Linked DNA regions of Homo sapiens: region 1 is linked to region 2. Evidence: read pairs that join two places in POLR2A ChIA-PET (ENCODE). Cell type or tissue: B cell. All regions are shown on one strand. Each heading gives the region's core, and the rest is flanking DNA. Links, peaks and the distances in the headings are about the cores only.

Region 1 (10,787 bases), core at 4,351-8,350, 75 kb before region 2:
CAGCCATCATACATAGCTCTGAATTTAGAAGGAACACATTCTATCTTGGATATCTTTAGATGGTTAATTTTCTGAAGTTCCAGAAATGTACTTTGCTACCAAAATATCCTCTCTAGGGAGTGGTAAAGTTCAGATCCTCAAGTCAAGAAGATGTCACAAAAAAGCTCCAAGACTCTTTGGTTCCTGGTCATACTGTCTTGGCAATGAGCCAACATGACAAAACCATTAACTTACAGAGGGATTTAGACAAGCATTAATTAGGCAAATTACTAATAACAATGGCTACCATTTATTTGAGCAAGTACAATAGTGAATATGCTAAACACTTCATAAATGTCAACTCCTTTAATTGTTATGGCTCTAGGAGTAGGTATATATAGATAAACATATTTATTTAAAGAGATATACATGATTATGTAGCTCTCTCTCTCTCTATATATACATATATACCCATATACAGCTCATACACATCAGGTAGAGTCTCTTTTTTAGGAATCAGAATTTAAGTAACTTGCTCAAGGTCACATAGCAAGTATATGGCTGAGACAAAGCACATGATCGTAACAGTCCCAAATTGCACAGAAAAAACTCTTGTTTAGTCAAAAGTAAATCAAATGAGCCTACATAATTTCTTTCTATATTTTGTATTACATAAAAATTAATGAATCTCGTGGTCAAAAAGGCAGAAAAATTTAAAAAGAGACAAAAACAAAGTAAAACATCATGGCTTCTCCGTGTAGAGAAAGATCCAAGATTAAGAGCAACAATTCTGTGTTGCTTTGTAGTGTGGGTATTGAACCTCTCCTTACATGGAAACACAATAAAGAACTAGGTTTGCATAAAGGGCCTTTTATCTTTGTGTCATGTGACCAGTGTTGCATCATTTTCCTCTGCAGCAGGATTCAGTGAAGAGTGTAATTCACTTCTGTTTTCAGCAAGAAAAAATAAAAGCAAGTTAACACAAACGGGCTGATACTCCTGGCTGACTCTTCCAGACTGTGTTAACTTTCCACTTAAAGTAGAGGAGATGGAGGCTTGGTCTCAACTTCTGAGCTCACATAACTTTGCCAGCCCCAGCAGCATCAGGCTAGGGTAGATCTTTTGGCATTAACTTAGCACTGTCCACAAAGAAGATAGATTCTAACCTTCTGTCTCTTGCGTGGGTCAATAGCAAGAACTTCAGGAAAACACAGAGCTGAATAAATCAGCTGAGTTGTCATCTTGCAGTATAAAACACAGGCCAGTCAGACATAGACTGAAATGGAGAGGGATGTCCTAGGAACAGTATCCACAATTTATCTCTATCCTTTTCCCAGAGCCTGAAGAGCATTTTCATTCTCCTGGCCCAAGAAGTGACAGTCTCTTAGTCACTCCCTAAAACAAGGGCCTTGTTTGGCAGAACAATATGATATTTAAAGAGCTCATTGGGCCAGTTTGATGGCTGTTGTTTTGTGTACGAGGGACACTTGAGAATTGTTGAGTGGGTCTTCCATCACTGGAGTGTGTACACTTCATAAGTAGTTGTATCCTCTGCCTGAGCTCATTTAATATATTAACCAGAGCATTATACTTAGCTTTTGGTCTTAACTTTCAGCAAGCCTTTCCTCAATTTCTACATTATGCCTTGTCAAATCTAGCCTGTTTGAATCTCGCCAGCATAAAAATATAGAGTAGCAGATGTTATTCCTTTTAACTTAAATTGTGTTTGTAGTACCACAGTAATACTCCTACCTCATCTCTGGCCAATGACTGTGACTAATACTCCAATGATATCACTGGTATTTAGATTATAGGCTACAGGTCAAAGATTCAGTCCATTTCTGCATCCCACAGAACTCTTGAATCTACCAAAACAAATGGCTTGCATATACATCGCCAATGAAATTAATTTAGATGATCACTCCCAGTTCACGATGAAATTTTAATTATTCAGTGTGCTTGCAACCATTGACACCAAAAGCATTTGTCATGCAATCCCTGTCTATGGAGGCTGATGCACAATTACAAGAGTAAAAAGGTGGAGATCAACGTTCAAAGCTATGGGAAGGACTTCTAGGAAAGACTGTCCTGGAAAGGCAGTAGCAGCAGATAGCCAGTGAGAAGGAATTGTGAGTGCTCCAGATGGGAGGTGATGCAGACCTGGAACCAGGCCTTGGCAGAGGTGATGGTGACGAAGATCCAGATGTGGGAGATGTCATTCGAGGAAGAAAACAAGACAAGTTTTAGCAGCAATTTGGATGAACAACAATGAAGGGTTGAAAAAAAGTCTAGTTTCTTGCCTAGGACTGACTAATAGCGAAATTCAGCATTACTGATGAAGAACTAAGCCCTATAGGGGTCCTGGAGGAGAGAGATGAAGTCACAGGTTCAGCAAGTTGATAAGAAAATATCCTATTTTGGAGATATATATCAGCAATATGGGGAAAAAATAGTGAAAATTGGCCTTAGGGGCCAGCGGGTATAATAATGTACAAATAACAGTCACTCTTACCCACATATACACAATTAACATTGCATGGGATTGATTACTGGTCATATTTTACTGCAATTATTGATTTATATAGATCTTTTTCACTTGACACTCTTCTTTTAAGGGCAGGAACTTGGCTCAAGTTCAGCTTAAAATCATCTCAGATGATTGTTCTGATTTTGTTTTTCAGCCACCTACACAAACTATGTCCAAAGGCTGGAAGCAGCAAGTCTATCAGGGTGGCAAAAGATGCATTTCTCTTATTTCCAGGAAGAAAATCCTTTCCAGAAGTTCCCCCAGCAACTGGGATAGCAGTCAGAAGCTTGCACTGAAGGCCAAGCAAGCAAGCATCTGGCTCTTTCAGATGTTTTGGTGGGAAATGAGCAGAGGAAAAGTGGGGCGGGAGTGGCTCTAACTGGGCTGCCAACAAGAAGAGAGGCTCTAGAGACAGAAGCAGATTGGAATCTGGGCACCATCACTTACTGATTGTGAATGTCTCTTATTTCTTTATTAGCATTTGGTTTTTATTCTACAAAATGGTATTTGCCTCAATAGGATGTAAGGAAGTTTAAATGAGAGAGTGCTTAGCACTGTGGCTGAAACATGGCAGTCCTTCATGAATGCTAGCTATTCTTATTTAACCATTGCGATACCTAGCTTAGGGAGGCTGTAAATAGGGAAAGTGAGTCAGTGATAAAGCCCTTTCAAATTAATAGCTAAATCTGAACAATAAGATTAAAATATAAACCTTACTGGAAAATACTGTTATTTCCACATGAAATGGAAATATCTGAAAACAGAAAAACATTTTTTTCTTTTGGTATCTAAGGGAAATATTAAGGGCATTTCATCTACTATTGTTGGATAGCATTAAACAAATAAATATTGAACTTGTTAATTTTAACCTAACAGCATAATTCAATAGACCTACATATTCCTTTTTTTTCTTTTTTTGGTCTTATTTTAAAATTAAAATTTATTTAAAAACAAAAGAGATGGGGTTTCACTGTGTTGACCAGGCTGGTCTCAAACTCCTGGCCTCAAGCACTTCTCCCATTTCAGGCTCCTGAAGAACTAGGATTACAGGTGTGAGCCACTGTGCCTGGCCTGGGTATAATCTTAAGGGGCTCAAGTGATTGATCTAAAAATATTATTTCTTATAATTTGCTTTCTTTTTTAAAGCAATAGAAAGACTCCATTTCTTTTTGAGTGAGTATAATGAAGAAAACATGAGGAAGTGTTCCTTTTTTGAAACTGAAGGCAAAGCAATACAGAATTTTTTGGTGGGGGCTACTTTCAAGACTTTGCCGCTGCTTTTTGACAAATATCTCTGTGGTAACTTGCTAGGAAGTACATATCAATATAACTCTACTCCCACTAGAGGTTCATCAATTTCACCTGCTGGTAGCCAATATCTTTATCTTGCCAATGACGATGAGAGGCCACATAATATAGTGTTTATCCTAGAGTCTAGGTTGGAATCCTAGCTCCATCACTTACAAATGGTTCCTTCATCTTTCCACATGTGTAAAACAGTGTCATGGTAAAGACCAGAGGAAATGATACATATACAGCACTTCATGCGGCTCTTGACACTTCATAAGTGCTTATAAAGATCAGCTATTATTATTGCCCTTAATGCAATGCTATACAACAACAGATGTTGAGTTTCTAATAATAGTCATCTACCGTGATATGGTTTGGCTGTGTCCCCACCCAAATCTCATCTTGAATTGTACTCCCATAATTCCCACATGTTGTGGGAGGGACCTGGTGGGAGATAAGTGAATCATGGGGGCAATTTCTCCCATACTGTTCTCGTGGTAGTGAATACATTTCACAAGATCCGATGGTTTGATAACCCATTTCACTTGGCTCTCATTCTCTCTCTTGCCGCTGCCATGTGAGGTGTGCCTTTCACCTTCCTCCATGATTGTGAGGCCTCCCCAGCTACATGGAAACGTAAGTCCAATAAACCTCTTTCTTTTGTAAATTGCCCAGTCTAGGGTTTGTCTTTATCAGCAGTGTGAAAACAGACTAATACATACCATTGTAGTTTTTACTTAATGGCACTATTAGTTGCCTATCATTCTTCCTTGGTACAAGAATCTCTGTTTTGTTCAGGTGGCAGGTATAAGTCCCTTGTCTCACAAAAGGTGTACCCAGCCCAGTGCCAGGGCCTGAACCATGATTCATCTAAGTCAATTTGGCTATTCCATTCAACTTTGCCAGTGACTGGTCTAAGGGTAGGCATATGACCCAGTTCCTATCAGAGAGAAGCAAGAGGAAGTTTGCTGAGACCTTTATCAAAATAATCTTCTTGTTACAAGAAAGCCCTAACCTGGGCCTCCTTCCTTCCTGACTTAAGTGAAGCAAAGATATTTGGAACTGAGGTGGCCATCCTGTGATCATGTAGTGTGACCAGTCCAGAGATTGGATGGTCTAGGTCTTTGAGCTTCTAAGCCCACCTGGAACCTCCCATCTCCAGGCTGTGGGTTGGGCAAGCTAATTAACAGTCCCATCTCCAGGCTGTGGGTTGGGCAAGCTAATTAACAGTCTTTACTCTTTCAGCCCTTATGAGGTTATTCTATCATTTATAGCAAAAGTATACTAAAATGGCACCCATTTCAAATTACTAAATGGAAAAAATATGTTCTATGTAATAACCATAACACTGAACCTGTGAGTAGCATGTTACTGAATTCTGATTAGTAACAAGGGATTTAGAAATGAAAGTCACTGATTTCAAAATCCTACAGTAATCATTTCCAGTTTGTATTTTTTTCTCTCTTCTCCCTCTGATTCTTTTCCTTTCTTCCCTCCTTCCCTCCCTTCCTCCCTTCTTCCTTTCTTCTTTTCATAAAGTGGTTGACTAATGGTAGACAATATAATTTAAATGTCCACTCCTCTTCCCCTCTAGAAAGTGGTGCTAAGGATTGACATGGTTAACAAAACAGATAACAAAATAAAGGAAAAGAAGCTAAGATAAAATGGATTTTTTGATATTTAAAATGTGCTAGAATCTTCATTCTCACTTATAATTTTGATCTTTCTTAAAGTTCAAACATTTTAAATTGTTAGTTGAGAACAAAGTAGTTTACTCTGCCAGATGAAAATGGGCCAGGTTTTCAAACACCTTCAAAAATTGATCTCTCAATTGGCATGAACTAGGATTAGCTTTCCTGTAATGATAAGCACTGGCGGTTTCTTATAAATGAAACATAAAATCAGCAGGCAAGACACAAAAACATCTCTGATTTTCCTATTCTCTCGCAGCTGTATTCAATCAAGTAAAACAGAAGCGAGACAGGTTGTCTTGCACCCTCAACCTGGAAGAGAAGCTGACAACAGGCCTCAGGGCCACCACCAAATCATGAGGAAAGTGAAACAAAACACTCAGTGTGTGACCCTCAAAACTCCCTAAGGAAGCTGAATTTCTCATTAAGAAAGTAGATGACTGGCTGGGCACAGTGGCTCATGCCTGTAATCCCTTGAGGTCAGAAGTTTAAGACCAGCCTGGCCAACATGGTGAAACCCCGTCTCCACTAAAAATACAAAAATTAGCAGGGCATGGTGGCGGGCACCTGTAATCCCAGCTACTCGGGAGGCTAAGGCAGAAGAATTGCTTGAACCCAGGACGCAGAGGTTTCTGTGAGCCCAGATTGCACCACTGCACTTCAGCCTGGGCAACAAAGCTAGACTCTGTCTCAAAAAAAAAAAAAAAAAAAAAAAAAAAAGCAGAAGATTAATTTTAGGGGTGTTAGAACAAGTGATACTATAGCTAAGTCCATGTTGTCATTCAATTGCAAGCCCTCATTTTTAGGGGAGATTTGTTAAACATGTAGTGTTCATAAACTAAAAGTTGAAAAGCAGACTTTTTTAAAAAGAAAAACTTCAATTTGTCTTTTAATTGGTGCTCTTACTTGTAAACACGAGTTGTAAACTCACTGGTTACAGTCTGCTATGTTCATAGGCAATCTGTTCACCTAGAGCAACTTTTTCGTTTTAAAATTCTTTAATGCTGTCACAGAGCTTTCTACCTAAGCTGTAGGCATTAAGTAAAGGTGAACCAAAGATGTTTCAGACAGATTTTCTAACAGCCTCTTGCATTCTTATGACCTTTCGTATTTCATCATGGGTTAACTGAAACATGATATCTACTGAAATGTAGGAGAGTATCCTTTAGCTGTATCATCATATATTTAAAAACCTTCAGAATGCCAGCAATTTCCATAAACACCATATCTCACTTTATAGAAAAAAAAACATGCCTGTGTCCAGACCAAGAATACTGGCACTTCATATTGGAGACAATCCTGTTCAGATTTACTGAGTTAGATATACAGTGATTTAACTGCAAAAAGTAACAACAGAAAGAACCTGATAGGCTGTGTAGTGTGACAACTTCTTCTTATTCAGAATACTGAAAAGCAAGCCAGTCCAAGAAGCTGACCAACCTTAGAAAGTTAGGCTTGAGATCCAGCCACCAGTTATCAGTCAAGTTCAATAATGTACAACTCAGTCTCCTTCAGTCTGGCTTTAATGGTGCAGGAGAAATAACTGATGAATATCATGATGTTTACCGAAACCTCATTTTTCAGTGGAAGTATTCAAAACCCTTCACATTAATCAGTGACAGACAAGTGTCAGGTTTGTTCCTTTCGTATAAGAAAATGAGAGAATGAGAAAGCCAAGGTCACACACAGAAAAATAACAGAAAAACAGAGAAGAAAAACCCAATCTTGTATTTATACAGTTCAAACATTTTATTGATTTGACTTACAAAATAAACCATCTTATTGATTGGCCAAATCTCTCCTGCATAAACATAACATTCCAATGGAATTTTACCAAAGTATTGCCCTAGTTAATCTAATACCCTATTCTTTTCATGGCTGCCAAAATACATATTTACCTATTTAAGGCTAAACTCAAAGAAGTTGGCCTCGTGTTTCTTAAGCATAGGAAAAATTTTTAATGTAAATTTAATTGTATATTTCCATAATGTTGTGCTTATGGCATTAGCTGAGAAATCCTGGAATTGCAAAGCTGTCTTCCACTGCTAAATTACTTTGCACTTTGCAATTGATTAAGAACAGCAGAAGCAGTCAGAGTTGTATATCAAATTAGAGTTGATAAAAGCACTTAATGCAGATTTGAATGCCTTCTCAAAAAAGATTTCAACTCTCTTAAATTGACATGACAACAAATTCTTACAGCAGCATAAAAAGTATTAGCTGAAATGTTATGGCTTTGGCTTAAATTTCCATCTGCAGCTCATCAAATGACTAAACAGTAGAAAGGAATTAAACCAAATCAGACTCATTACAGAGTCTGATATGCTGGCAGAATATAAACTTTCACTGCTTAGCATCTGGAGTTTTGGGTGACTAACATTTAAATGCCTGTGCTTGTATATTCTGTGAAAAATAGAAAAGTGTAAGAATATAGGTGAGATATCTGATCATTAAATTTAACTTACGGAAATATATAATTTATTTTCTCTCTCACACACGTATGGGGGGGGAGGTGGGAGAGAGACAGAGAGAGAAAGAAAGAGAGAGAGAGACAGACAGACATAGCCCTTCTCTGTAATCACCCAAGTATTTTGAAGAGTGAGAGAACCACTCAGGATGAAAGACAACTGGCTTTAAATTTGTCCCATTGCAAAATTCTGATAAACATGGCAACTCCTCTTCACATTTTTCTAATGTAAGGAATGCCTGTCTGAAATGCTTGCTGCCCCATATTCTGAAATCTGGTCAAGTGTTCCAGGGTAAATAGCTTACATTTCCTCTTCTCCTTCAGCCATCTGCTAGAAGAAATATTTGAAATTGTTCTTACAGACCATTGCCTGTACTTCTGATGGTTCTCTGATGTAGTGAAAGTACAAATCCATAAAGTTAAAGTCAACAGAATCTATCAAACACATTCTCCCACAATAAAATTTTCTAGGGCCTACTCTGTCTCTGAAACATCATTGGATACCTCTCCCTAGGATCCCTGAAGTCCTGGAAACTTCTGCATTAATGTAACTGAATTCTGAATCGAACAAGGAAGGAAAGGAAGCTCTGAGAGCCTGGATGAAGGATCCAGGTGGGATGCATTTATGAAGCTCCCAAAACAAAGTGTGTGTTGTGCTTAGTTGATGCTCAGTAAACAGGTATTAAATAGTGCTTGCCTTGCTTCTCTGACACTGTTGCATGTTGGAGCAATAACCAAGAAAAATTAATGCTTAGGTAGTAAGATTTGCAGTATAATCCAGCACTGAAAGGTAAGTAAAGATGGTCTTATGGAAAAGCCCATTCCCATTGTTTCTCCAAGCCTAGAAGATGCAACCTTTTCAGCTCAAAGAAAGAGAAAGCATTCTCTTATTCACATAGCTGGCAGTTCAGTGATGGAGCAATGTTAAAAGGAATATGATGAATGGCATCTATCAAATGAAAGACATTAGTATGAAAGAAAATGAGGTTAAGTTGTGTCTTATCTTGTTCCACAAATGCCATTCGCGTTTCCAGGAACTGGTTACTTGCTAAATCTTCTGCACTGGGGTAGTGTGCAAATGGTGGATGGTTTCCAGAAGGCACCGCACTAAGAAAAATTATAAATGTTTAAATGTTTAAAAAAGAGGACTAAGAGAAATTCTAGGGTACAAATAAATTCGGAAAATCGTAATACATATGTTTTTGGACAGACTTACCTCTGTATTTCTTAAGTGATAAATACCAAGCTATATTGCATTTTTTAAAAGTTCTACATGAAGGTAAATACCATGGACGAAGATTATTATTTGTTCATTTAAATCTGATCTGAAACTTCTCAAAATATACCTACATGATGCCATGTGGGTATCTCATGCCACACAAACTGAACTTAGGAAGAATTAAGTCTTATTCTAAACCAGGAGCATTTAAGAAGAAACTAGCTAATTAATACTCAGTGCATCTCACTCGTCAAATGAGGTAATGTGTTTGAAGGTGCTGAGCAAACTACAAAGCACTAAATAAATGTAAGGTTTAGTACCAGTAACAGAACCTGCATAAAAAGCTTATATCTTTGTCTATTAGTCTACAGAACAGCCCCTAACATAGTAAAATGTCATTTCTCATTAGCCCAAACTCACATCTGACACCAGTTCAGTGTTAATATCACATAAGACTCAGAAATATGGAAGTTACTAATAAGACGATTAGGATATATGTAACCTATTTGACTCCTTAAACTGTACCCAAAAGTAAACTACTGAGTCATGGGTATTAAAATGTTTTGAAACAGCTGTCTGTTTAGGGTAGGATAGGAGAATCTTTGCATGTTATATCAGTTGAAACCTCTAAATATTGGCAACTTTCTCAAATGTCTCAGCTGTTCTCAGATTGTAAAATTATCCGGGTCATCTCTTCTTGCCTACTGCTGTTTGCTTTTCTCTTTCAATTCTTGTTGGGACTTCATCAAGCAGCATTCAAGAGCAGGCAAGTAAGTCAAAATTTATCTTGGTGCTGCCAGTCCTGTACATGATTTTATGATGGAGCAGGCCAGAGCTATCAAGTAAATGAGATACCTGAATTATAGATAGATTTCCATTATCCCTGGAAATATTCTCCCTGATCTCACTGCTAAAGACAATTAGTGAATTTGCTACTGTTTCCTAAACAGAAAAACAATATATCAGAGAACGCTCAGCAAGGCAAGCAAACTACCATTCTAAAGTAAACATCATTCATGCTTTTTTATTTACTTTTGAAACTAGGGAAAATACACATAAAATACTCCTAACAGAAGAAATGTGCCTTATTACTATAATCCTATTTTGTGAATGTCTATATACATTTAATCAAATGATCATAGGGCACAGAACTGTCTATGTATTGTTTGCAATAGACGGAAAAGACTTGTGAACACTTAAGGTCTTTCAAATAGGCCTATGCTGAGGGGATGGTGCTCTCCAGCACGTGTGTGTGTGTTTGTGTGTGTGTGTGTGTGTGTGTGTGTGTGTAAAACAGAGAGAGAGAGAAACAGAGAGACAAAGAGCAGGGAGGGAAGGAGAGAGGGTGAAGAAGGCTAAGAACTGGCAGGGACATCAGCCAACAAAACTAAAAATGAAAGTACCTATAAAGCACTAAGTTCCTCACAGTGTTCTTTATCCTTTGGTCCTTTGAGTGATTAAAACAAACAATGCAATTATCACCTGGACTGGGGGAGGGGTTTATGGAGCTTACTACCATCCTGGCTTTGAGCAAATCTCTATCTCAAGTCCTGATTTTTTTTTTTTTTCATCGAAAATGTGCATGACACTTAAACTCACAGGGTTATTGGAAAG
Region 2 (10,787 bases), core at 3,139-7,138:
TGGCACCTGTGTCAATTACATCAGGACTTCATGAGCAATCTTATCATCTGAGCCAGGCCTTTTATGAGATGAGGCTTTACAAGGCAAAATTATTATCTGTGTCTGTGCATGTCCATGTGTCATCTCTTAGAAATGCAGTCCTATGCTGTTCTCGAGTCAAATCTCTGAATAATACAATATCACATGTTAAAATAGATTGAAGCATCACCCAGTGAACAGCTGTGTCTTCTAGCTATCAGGACTTTGCCGAACAAAAATATCTCCATGTGAGTAAGAATGAATTATAATAAGAATTCCATTTGTATTTTGTCATTTTTATTGTACCAAAAAATATGTCTTTGTTACTTTCTCTATAGGAGGTGACATTTTGCTGACATATTTGGCTAGTTCACAAGATAAGAAATAAGACTCAGGATATGTATCACAGCAAAAGGATGAGGAGAAAAAAACTAGATGATTCTACTTGAAATTTTTATAGCTTCTGTTCTTCTTGAAAATAATTCAAAACATATAACAAATCAAATACACCACTGTGGAAAATTCCATTTCTTGGTGGTGTGGGAGGGTGGGGTGTGACATAGAGGAAAGAGCCCAGGGTATGCTTGTACTAACTGCTCACATCACTCCCTGGCTGGAGGCCTGAATTATCCCAAATTCTGAGCTTTCACATTTTATAAACCAATAGATTTTTATCCTATCAGAATGGAATATCTGCATACATAATTACGATCTTTTAAAATTTGATGCATAGATCATAACTCTTGCATTATTTATTAAGAGTTAAATTATCCTGATTATTCTAAAAATAATGTTACTAGAATAGGTTTTAAAATTGCTCGTTTCATTCTTTAAAACCTACATTATGATTTGTTAAGTTAGATATACAGTCCATATGAAACAGCAGTTGCACGAAAACTTACATTCCCTAGTATTGATAGCAGTGTGAATCTTAGCCTATGCAAGCATGATTTTATAAAACGGTCAGTGCCTTAATGGGGAAAAGGGGGCTATTTGAAATTCCTTTTTCAATTTTCCTTTCATAAACTCTACTTACAACATTTAAACTGTCATCATGAATGCACATATATATTTACATGGCTGTAAATCTGTCAAATTAGAGCCATTTGGAGAAGATTCTCACAGAATTCTTAAAAGGTCTCAGAGTTGATAACAAAACATTGGCTTGAGAGCTAGGAGACTGAAATTATTTTTATCACTTTACTCCAAATTTATTGAATAGCCTGGAGCCAACCAGAGTGCAAAAAGTGACCTTGCACACTGCCCAATTTAAGGGGAATGTTCTGGGAATCAGATAATAATTTTAAGATGCTTGGGACAGTTGGTTTGAGAGAGATAAACAAAAATGCAAACAGCTCCTTATATAGAACCTGTCTAATGTGTATTATTACTGAAGCACAGGAGTTAAAAAAAAAACCCAAAGATTTAAAAGATTGTTTTGTGCTTTCCCTATTCTTCATTTCAGTGAGTAGCATGATCATCCAATAAACTGCATAATCTAGATACGTTGGTCAGAGGTAGATATATTTAAAAAAAGAAATTAGCATTTATTAGTTACCTACTATCTACTAGGCACTTAAATGTGTTATCCTTTTAGCCTTCACAACCATCCTATTTTATAGATGATGAAACTGAAGTTCACAAAGGCTAAGTAACTTATCTAAAATCACAGAGTTAATGGAACCTATTCGTCTATTTCTTTATTCCATATCTCTTCCATCTTCACATCCCTGGCCAATGCTTCCAATAGACTACTGAATCTTTGAATTGCACCTTCTGAGTATTTATTGAGTATGTACTACTGTCTTAGTTTAAGCCTTTACCATTTCTCGCCTAATCTAATATGTGAGGAGTTTCTAATGGTTTCTTTGGTTCTGAAGTTTATTATTCTTTTTGTACAAGAGTATTTAGTCTTAAGAGTTATTTTATTCTAAACACAAAACTGTTTATGTCATTCTCATTATATATCTTTCTTTATCCCTGATTTATGAGTTACTTATGAGCAAGGGTAATATCAGCAAGATAGCAGACTAGAAGCTATAGGCCCTCATTTCCCTATAGAAACACTATATAAAGAGAAACCCAGGGACCAACGTAGCCTTGTAGGAACTCTAGAAACCAGTTAAGAAGCTGCAGCAACCAAGTGAGTACCTAAAAAAACAAAAGAACACCAAACTTTTGAGTCCCATTGTTTTGACAACAGGACGTTTTGTCACCTTACTCCCCAACATAGCACGGTATACCACCCAGTCCCACTTCCTCTCTCAGGGAAGAAGAAAAAGAGTGGAACTTGCTTGCAATCTTATGGCTTGTCTGGCAGCTGTCCAAGGGACTGGTTTCTGTTTGACCTGACTAGGAGCACTGAAGGGAGTAGTAGCATAACTTAAATATCAATTGAAGGCTGCTGAAAGTAGTGGCAGGAGTACTGGGTTTTGAGCTGCAAGGAGATTGCACCTGTGGGCAAAATATTATGGGCAGAGGAATACAATATAACATCTAAGGCCCTGAGAAGAAGCAGAGTGAGACTCTTAGAGAAATTACAGCATTTAAAGCATCTGTGTATAGAGGGAAACTGGAGGGGAAAGCACATGTGCCGGCCCTTGGAAGAGACATTTCCAGAAAAAATCTGAAAGGACCTTGAGATATCATGAGAAGCTGATTATTGGAGGTCTTCCCTTGCATAGAGCCAGTCTGCAAAGACTGGGAGAGGAGGCTGTTCTTTCAAATGCCTAATTTTCAACAAAAGGTCACAAGGCATACAAAAAAGAGGGAAACATGGTCCACTCAATGGAACAAACTAAATCTCAAGAAACTGACTCTAAAGGAAACACAGGCCTTGGATTTAACAAAAACTTTAAAACAACTGTCTTAAATATGCTCAATGAGCTAAAGAAGAGCACAGACAAGCAACTAAATAAAATCAAGAAAACGATGCATGAACAAAATGAGACCGTCAACAAAGTTTTTAAAAGGACCAAACAAAAATTGTAGAGTTGAAAAACACAATAACTGAGATGAAAAACTTGGTAGAGGCTGGGTGCAGTGGCTCATGCCTGTAATCCCAGCACTTTGGGAGGCTGAGGCGGGTGGATCACAAGGTCATGAGTTTGAGACCAGTGTGGCCAACATGGTGAAATCCCATCTCTACTAAAGATACAAAAAAAAAATTAGCTGGGCGTGGTGGTGCATGCCTGTAATCCCAGCTACTTGGGAGGCTGAGGCAGAAGAATCACTTGAACCTGGGAGGTGGAGGTTGCAGTGAGCCAAGATCGCGCCATTGCACTCTAGCCTGGGTGACAGGGAAAGACTCCGTCTCAAAAAAAAAAAAAAAAAAAGGAAAAATTATTGCTAGAGGGGTTCAACGGCAGGTTTGAACATGCAGAAGAATGAGTAAACCTGATGATAGCTTATTTGAAATTATTATCTGATTAAGAAAAGAAAAAGGAGTGAAGAAAAATAAACAGAAACAGAGGAATTTATGGGACACCATCAAGTGGACTAATATAGGCATTATGAGAGTTCCAGAAGGAGAACAGATAGAGAAAAAGACAGAGAGCTTATTTGATGAAATAACAACTGTAATCCCCGTGGTGACCACTAGGAAAATAGAATATACAATAAGAAAATGAGAAGGCAATCAAAACATGTCACTACAAAAAAAATCAAGTAAACACAAAAGAAGAAAGGCAAAAGGGAATGAGGGACAAATAGCTATAAGGTTTACAAAACACAAATAACAAAATGGCAATAGCAAGTCTTTATCAGCAATTGCTTTAATTTTAAATAAATTAAACTCCCTAATTAAGAGACATAGATTAGCTTAATGGATTTATAAAAAACTGAATCCAACTATATGCTGAGACTCATCTTAGATCTAGGAGGGACACACAGGTTGAATGTGAAAGAATGAGAATAGCTACTCTCTGCAAATAGCTTCAAAAAGAGAGCAGTGGTGGCTATATTAGTACTAGACAAAAAAAGACTTTAAATCAAAAAGTGTTATAAGAGACAAAAAAGGACATCCCAAAATATAAAAGGATCAATCCACACCACACCCCCCCCAAAAATATAAACATATATGTACCAAATAACAGAGCTCCAAAAAATATGAAGCAAACACTGATGGAACTGAAGGAAAAAACAGTTAGCTCTATAACAATAGCAGGAGACTTCAATACTTATGAGCCAGATCTAGACCAGTGCTTGGCAGGTAATAGGTACTCAAAAAGTGTTTGCAGAATGAATAAATGATTTATTGCATGATTCTATGAATTACAGTCATGAGGAGAAAAATGTGGAGCAAAGATCAGGACAATAAAAATTACAAGTATTACTAACACAAAAATGAAGATTAGATAAGGAAAGATGATCTTAGTCGATGATGGAAAGGTCAAAATTAGTATTCAGGGACTCCTTGGAAGAAGTATTCATTTTTAAAGATATTTAGAGAGATAAATAAAACATCACATTTAAAAATAGCATCCATGGGCTGGGCATAGTGGTTTATGCCTATAATTCTAGCACTTTGTGGAACCAAGGTGGGAGGATCACCTGAAGCCAGGAGTCAAGACCAGCCCAGGCAACATAGTGAGACCCCATCTCTACAGAAAAAAAAAAAAAAAAACCAGCGTGGTAGTGCACAGCTGTAGTCCCAGCTACTCAGGAGGCTGAGGTGGGTGGATCACTTGAGCCCAGGAGCTTGTGGCTGCAGTAAGCTACAATTGTGCCACTGTACCCTAGCCTAGGTGACAGAGCGAGACCCTGTCTCTAAAAAAAAGAAAAAGAAAAATTGTGCACATGGCTTATATGTTTCTGGGTATTATCCCTATTGTATCTACACATTGATATATAATACTAATAATTTAAATGTGAAAGTAACATAGGCATAAATAATTGTAATGGGAAGCACAGTAGTTGCTGTTAGGTGTTGAAGGCTACCTAACTCCAAAGATTTAGTGTAAGCAGAACCTTCAGGTGCTCCTGCAGAAAAACCTAACTGGGCTTCACTTCTCTGAATGACTGTTTAACCTCATACAAGTGAAAGTGGCTTCAAATAGAACTTTTCCAGTTCACTGCAGTCACCCTTGGAAACTGCAGCATGCATAAACAAAACTTCGGAGACTGGGAATTCCCCGATAAGAAAGGAAGTCAAAGTCAGTAAAATTAAAAGGGTTTGTATAGCATTTTCATGGGGCCTTTACTACTTCACTTTTGGCAGATACACCTGGGTGTCTGGAAGAAGCTATTAATGAAAACAAATAACGATTAAATCCTTCTGTGGGCTGATTAGTGTTGTTGTAACAACAACAAATATTGTTTTGCATGAGCAAAAATGGTAACTCCAAATGTGGCCAGACATAAGGAAATTGTGGCAAAAGTCAGAAGAGAGGTCAGGAGAGAAAGTGTGAGTGGATGAAGATGAAGGCACTCCCCTTGCCAGAAAACAAAGCATCAGTCTGTTAGCACTATCTTTACACAAAAATATCTAGTATTTGATAGCATGACAGTGTGACTACAGTCAATAGTAATTCAATTGTGTGTTTAAAAATAACTAAAAGAGTATAACTGGATTGTTTATAACACAAAGGATAAATGTTTGAGGTGAAAGATACCTCATTTACCCTGATGTGATTATTACACATTGTATGCCCATATCAAAACATCTCATATACCCCATAAATATAAACATATACTATGTACCCACAACAATTAAAATTTTTTTAAAAAGAAACTTTTCCCCTATCGTAGTGTCCACAGTCACAATGGATCTTCATGTCTTTATCTCATTTCTTGTTCTCTGGTAAACAGAAAGATTCCTGTTTAATTGATAAAGAACCCAAGGGTCACAGTTCACACAATTAGTAGTCTTTTGTTCTCCAGATCCAAGAGATTTTGTTCTTTTCTATCACTACATTTTGTTTTTCTTTTAAAATTTACATAATTAAATAGCTAGGTTATTCTATATGTATATGCTTTGGAGTTCTCATATGTTGCCATGACTCTTTTTCTATATAATGAATATTGGGTAAATTCCCCTTAAAGAAATAAATCACAAAACAGATTAAACATTTAAGTAGGAGCACTTTTTTTTTACATTCCCCAGTAAAAATTAAAAGTAAACTAATTTATTTCTTCTAAGTAAATAAGCACAAATATTACAACTGGAAATAGGCAATAACACTAAAACTCTGGGGCTGGAAACATTTGCAATTAGCCCAGGAGGATTTCTTTACAGATAACCAAACTGACCAGAGAGGTCAGGTCACGTCATTAGTTATAAAGCCTGGATGATGAAGCCCAGGTCCTAGAGTATTTTCAAAAACAGTGACTACTTCATCTTTAGAAAAAAATACACTCACTCCGCAAAGAATCTATCTCTAAAAAGGAACATATTTTTAAATAAGAAAAAGAAAAAGTAATGTTTGATATTCATAGCTAATTATCTTTATTCTAGTCACCCAGAGCACAACCAAGCCTTCAGAAGATGGCATCATCCCACCTGGGATTAAAAGTGGCACCACACCCCAAATGATTAATGTAGAAATACATATTTGATTACGAACATGACAAGTCAGGAAGGCTAGACCAGCCAGGAATAGGTATGGGAGCAACTGCTATTAAATATTTAAACAGCACTGATGTACAATAAGTACAATGTGCCAAACATGTAAAGTCTTTGGCCTAAGGAGTTTGCTGTCAGCTGTAAAGCTGGTTATTCCAGAGATATCTGTTATGTTGCTTCATTTGGTAAACAATCCATTCCATACATCAAAAAGCCATCGTTCAATAAGCTTTCTTAGGGTTAAGAATTTACACCCAATTATTTAATGCAAAATTTGTATATACTTGTCACCATATTAATAATTTTAGGAAATTCACTTTTATTTTATGACAAGTTTAAGATTATCTCTCCTTGTTGAGTCTCTTTTCATCCTTTGTATTTTATTCTTCTATATTGTTGCACAAAACACAATTTTGCAACTATGGCATACATAATGACACCAGCAAAACTAAAGAGAATTAGAAAATTTTGATTTTGTAAATGTGTGTTAGACAAGAGAAACTGTCATATAATCATAGCCAACAATATATGCAGAAGCAAGATAAATTGGTAAATAATACTGACTCAAAAACATTATGCAACTTGATTGGCGCATGAAAAGCCTACATCATCTTTATCCAAAATATAGTAAGGAAAAGAGAAGTGAAAACAGTGATGCTTCCTTTGATGGAAAATGATTTTATTTAGCTCAGGTGAGGTACATAGGATATTGTATATTTCTCACTTACATAAATCTGTGTAGGACTCAAAGTAGTTAATAAGACAACAGGGATATCTTAAAGCAAAAGTAAAATAGCAAGAATCCAAGTGATAAGGGCTTGGAGAGAAGAGAGAAAAATAATATAAAATTAATACTAAGGAAGACTATTGTTTCTTAGAAAATGATTTAGTTCTAAGCATGTTTCCAATGGCTAAGACAGAGCAGGCAGTTCAGACAGATAGGCTAAATATTTACTCATTCATTCATTCATTCATTCTTCATTTATGTGATACAGTTTTCTACCTTCAGAAGGCTTGGAGCCTGGGTTGGGGATGGCAATACAAATACATATGTACAGACTTAAACACCATAATACCATGATGTACAAAGACCTGTGGAACAAAAGGCAGAATACAACTAAATCATGTGGGGGTGGGAGTGTGAGGGACAGTTTGAGAGATATGATGACATTTGAGCTTAGCCTTGGAATAGAATATGAGTCAGAGACAAGCAAGGTGGGCAAATGAGGAAGGCTGTATGAGAGCATAACGCCACTGGAATGCCATGAGGGTCAGAGAGCAGTCCATGGTGTGGTGTGACTGGAGTATTGTGCAGAGAAGGATAAGGACCAGGAAAGAAAGCCTTCCATCTGTGCATGGGGCCAGACTGGGAGGGCTCCTGAGTCTTCAATGCCGTGCTGAAGAATGTGGGCTTGATTCCGAAAAAAGCTTAAACATGAGAGAGACACTATCAAGAAAAAAAAAAAAAAAAGGCAGATTGTTACAGAAAATCTACCAGTGGATGAGAGAACTACTTCAGGAATGCAGTTCTAGACTCCAGGAGTCTTTAGGATGGTAGACATTCCTGGGATCAGCTATTATTTTTATCCCACTTTAGAAGGAAGAATCCAGGGCACACTAGGTGGGTAAATTATTAGTTAGATTCACACACTATTAATGGAAGGAGGAGAATATAACATAGTTATGGGGATGAAGGGCATCAGCATTTCCTGAGCACCCACTGTGGGCAGAAATCACTGGATACATGTGTCAAGGAAAGGAAAAAAATAGAAAACTTAGCTCTTCTATTCAAAGAGCTAATAATTAAGACAGAAAAATGACAGAAGCGTGCCAAAAGACAGTAAACTTCTTAGGAATAATACAGATATTTATTTATTCACACAAGAGTTGATATCTTCCTGAAAAGCATACATCTCATTTTTATAAAATGAATAATTTAAAATGCATTTATATAAGGAAATTTATCAATTCATAGTATGGATAATTTATACACTTGATAATCACCCTCCAATCAGTTTTCTGATTTTTTGTAATTAAATTATTTTTCAAAAAGGACAAAGCTATAATGTAAAATGAGTTGCAAAAAAGCTACCCTCATTGAGTAATGCTGTTACTCAAATTAACATATGAACTTATCACAAACTATTAATTAATAAAAATATAAAATAATGTGGAACTCTGCTAACAAGATAGTCTTGCTCACTGATCCTTTAAGTTCCCTGGGTTGTCCCCAAACAAGTTTTATCTTCTATGTCCCTTAACTAAACCAGTCACTGTGCCTGTTCAAGTGAATACAACCATTTTCATAGCAAGAGAAATCCTCTTAAGACAGGAGAAATATGAGTCTTATCCCTTCCTGATGAGTGTACCAAAGTTTTAATTGATAGAGCTTCTAAAAAGAGCATGGTCTTTGGTAAGCAAGATAGTCTGAGCAACAGGATGATGCAGGGATGTTTAACTCCAATCACCATGCATATTTTCCAGGGCTCTGTTTGGACTAAGGTTTACCGTATATGCAAAAGAGAAAAAAAATGCTCTCTGGACTCCAACTGCCTTCTGCAGAGGATGAGTCTTGTTAGACTACAGAGTTTCTCAAAGAATAAGCTGAAGATCCCTCTAACAGAATCAAATCATGACTATTAAAAATACATATTCCTCAGCCAACCCCAAACCTGATAAACCAGCATCTGAAATTTTAACAAGATTTGCAGATGGTTCTCATGGACCCTTATGATAACCATGGGCTGAAAGGGAGCAGTCTCAGGTGGTCCTTTGGTTTATGAGGGGTACCTTGATTGGTTTCAGATGTGCAATGATAGGTCTGAAGAAGGGCTTGGGAGTAAGGCTGGAAAGAGCAGATATGCTCTATATGATCGAGGAAGAAGAAAATAAAATTCTGGGGACATTACGGTAAAAAGAAATTTGAAAGGAAAGATGGAAGAGAAGGAAAAAAGAGCCATCTTGATGGCCAGAGGTTGAATACTGGTAGAACACGCTTTAAGAAATCTTGAAGGGGAGGGTGGTTGAGAGGGCTTTTCAAGAATAGGGCCCTCTGCTGTTAAATCAAAGTTGTTTGTGCTGAATGAATATCTACTTCTGGAATTCTTTTTGTCTCTCCAGACATCCAGTAGAATCCACTACACATACAGAGGCTTTTATGATTGGGTTGAGTTTTTATTTGCAGAAATCAAGGCAAGAAGGTGAACTTCATTTCTGAACCCACACACAGTACAGAATAGAGACAATATCCGGGAAAAAAAATCATAAACGACCAAAAAAGGAAAAACAAACAAACAAAACATTCACAGGAGCAGAAACTTAAGCACAAGGACCCATGTCCCTGAAAAGTTATAAAAATCTTTGGATTGAGCCTGAGACTATGTATGGAATGGAAGCTTGACCAATCTACTTAAATTTTAAGAGCAAAGTGCTCCCAGATGCCATGTGGGTTATATGAAGTCATATGATCTTTTCCTTCTACTACTCAACAAAACAAACAAAAAACAAATAAAATGACCTTCTACATATTCAAACTCTTGTGCTTAGGAGAAATTTGGCTTTGTATTTGTTTTTAAAATTTGCTTTATTAGAATCTTTTTTCCAAGGCAGTGATTATTTCTAACATCTCTCTTTAGAGGTGTAGTACTTACAGTTAGACACCTTTTTAAGCTGAGGACCACATAAAATAATAGGGTGACATCTTTTTCAGGGACTAAATTGAGCCCTGACAACCTACAAAAGGGGACCCACTTCCCACAAATGAGTAAAGTATTTTACCCATGACAGATGCAGGCCCCCAGCTGCTCCACAAGCATATTTAGGCCAAGTCTACTGTTTCCATTCACTGCCCCTTTAATTAGAGGTTTCTTAATTGATTTTTAAATAAGAATTTGGTTATTATCTGTGTGGGAAAAATGATGCACTTTATTGTTCAACTACTAAGATACATAGTAGTAATGCTGCTTTTGGTTACAATTTTTTTTAACATGAGAATGGAATAAACTTCAGAGAATATTTGGTAAAGGAGAACTTAAAGCTAAGAAGTTGCAATTTTTCACCCAGTTTCAAATTTGTTCTCTTAACTTTTAACAGATTGTTTTCCATACGCCTCAGTTTCCTCATTGTGAAATGGGAGTTGTAACAAATCTGTCTGTGAGGATGGTGACCATTTGGTAGACCCTTACCTTTCAAAAGGAATATTTCCTGA

Evidence for each region. ChIA-PET counts read pairs that join two places held together with the same protein. Peaks named below come from ENCODE experiments on the same cell type or tissue, not always from the same donor. Only the 100,000 strongest peaks of a DNase experiment are listed, where the experiment ranks them.
Region 1: POLR2A ChIA-PET joins it to region 2 with 7 read pairs; 3 of 35 experiments call an interaction of 5 or more read pairs at or near these places.

The regions. Positions count from the first base shown.
Region 1 is chr13:32,036,704-32,047,490 of GRCh38, reverse strand. The region is part of intron 1 of FRY (FRY microtubule binding protein); the gene reads right to left. Among named protein-coding and RNA genes, the nearest start is that of FRY, 10 kb to the right of the region's middle. RefSeq lists an enhancer at 705-999. In B cell, for the core only: no CTCF peak of the experiment used is centred there; no DNase peak of the experiment used is centred there.
Region 2 is chr13:31,960,194-31,970,980 of GRCh38, reverse strand. No RefSeq gene overlaps it. Among named protein-coding and RNA genes, the nearest start is that of FRY-AS1, 66 kb to the left of the region's middle. RefSeq lists an enhancer at 5,167-5,276. In B cell, for the core only: no CTCF peak of the experiment used is centred there; a DNase peak (open chromatin) is centred at 5,120; H3K4me3 peaks cover 441 bases; H3K27ac peaks cover 2,808 bases.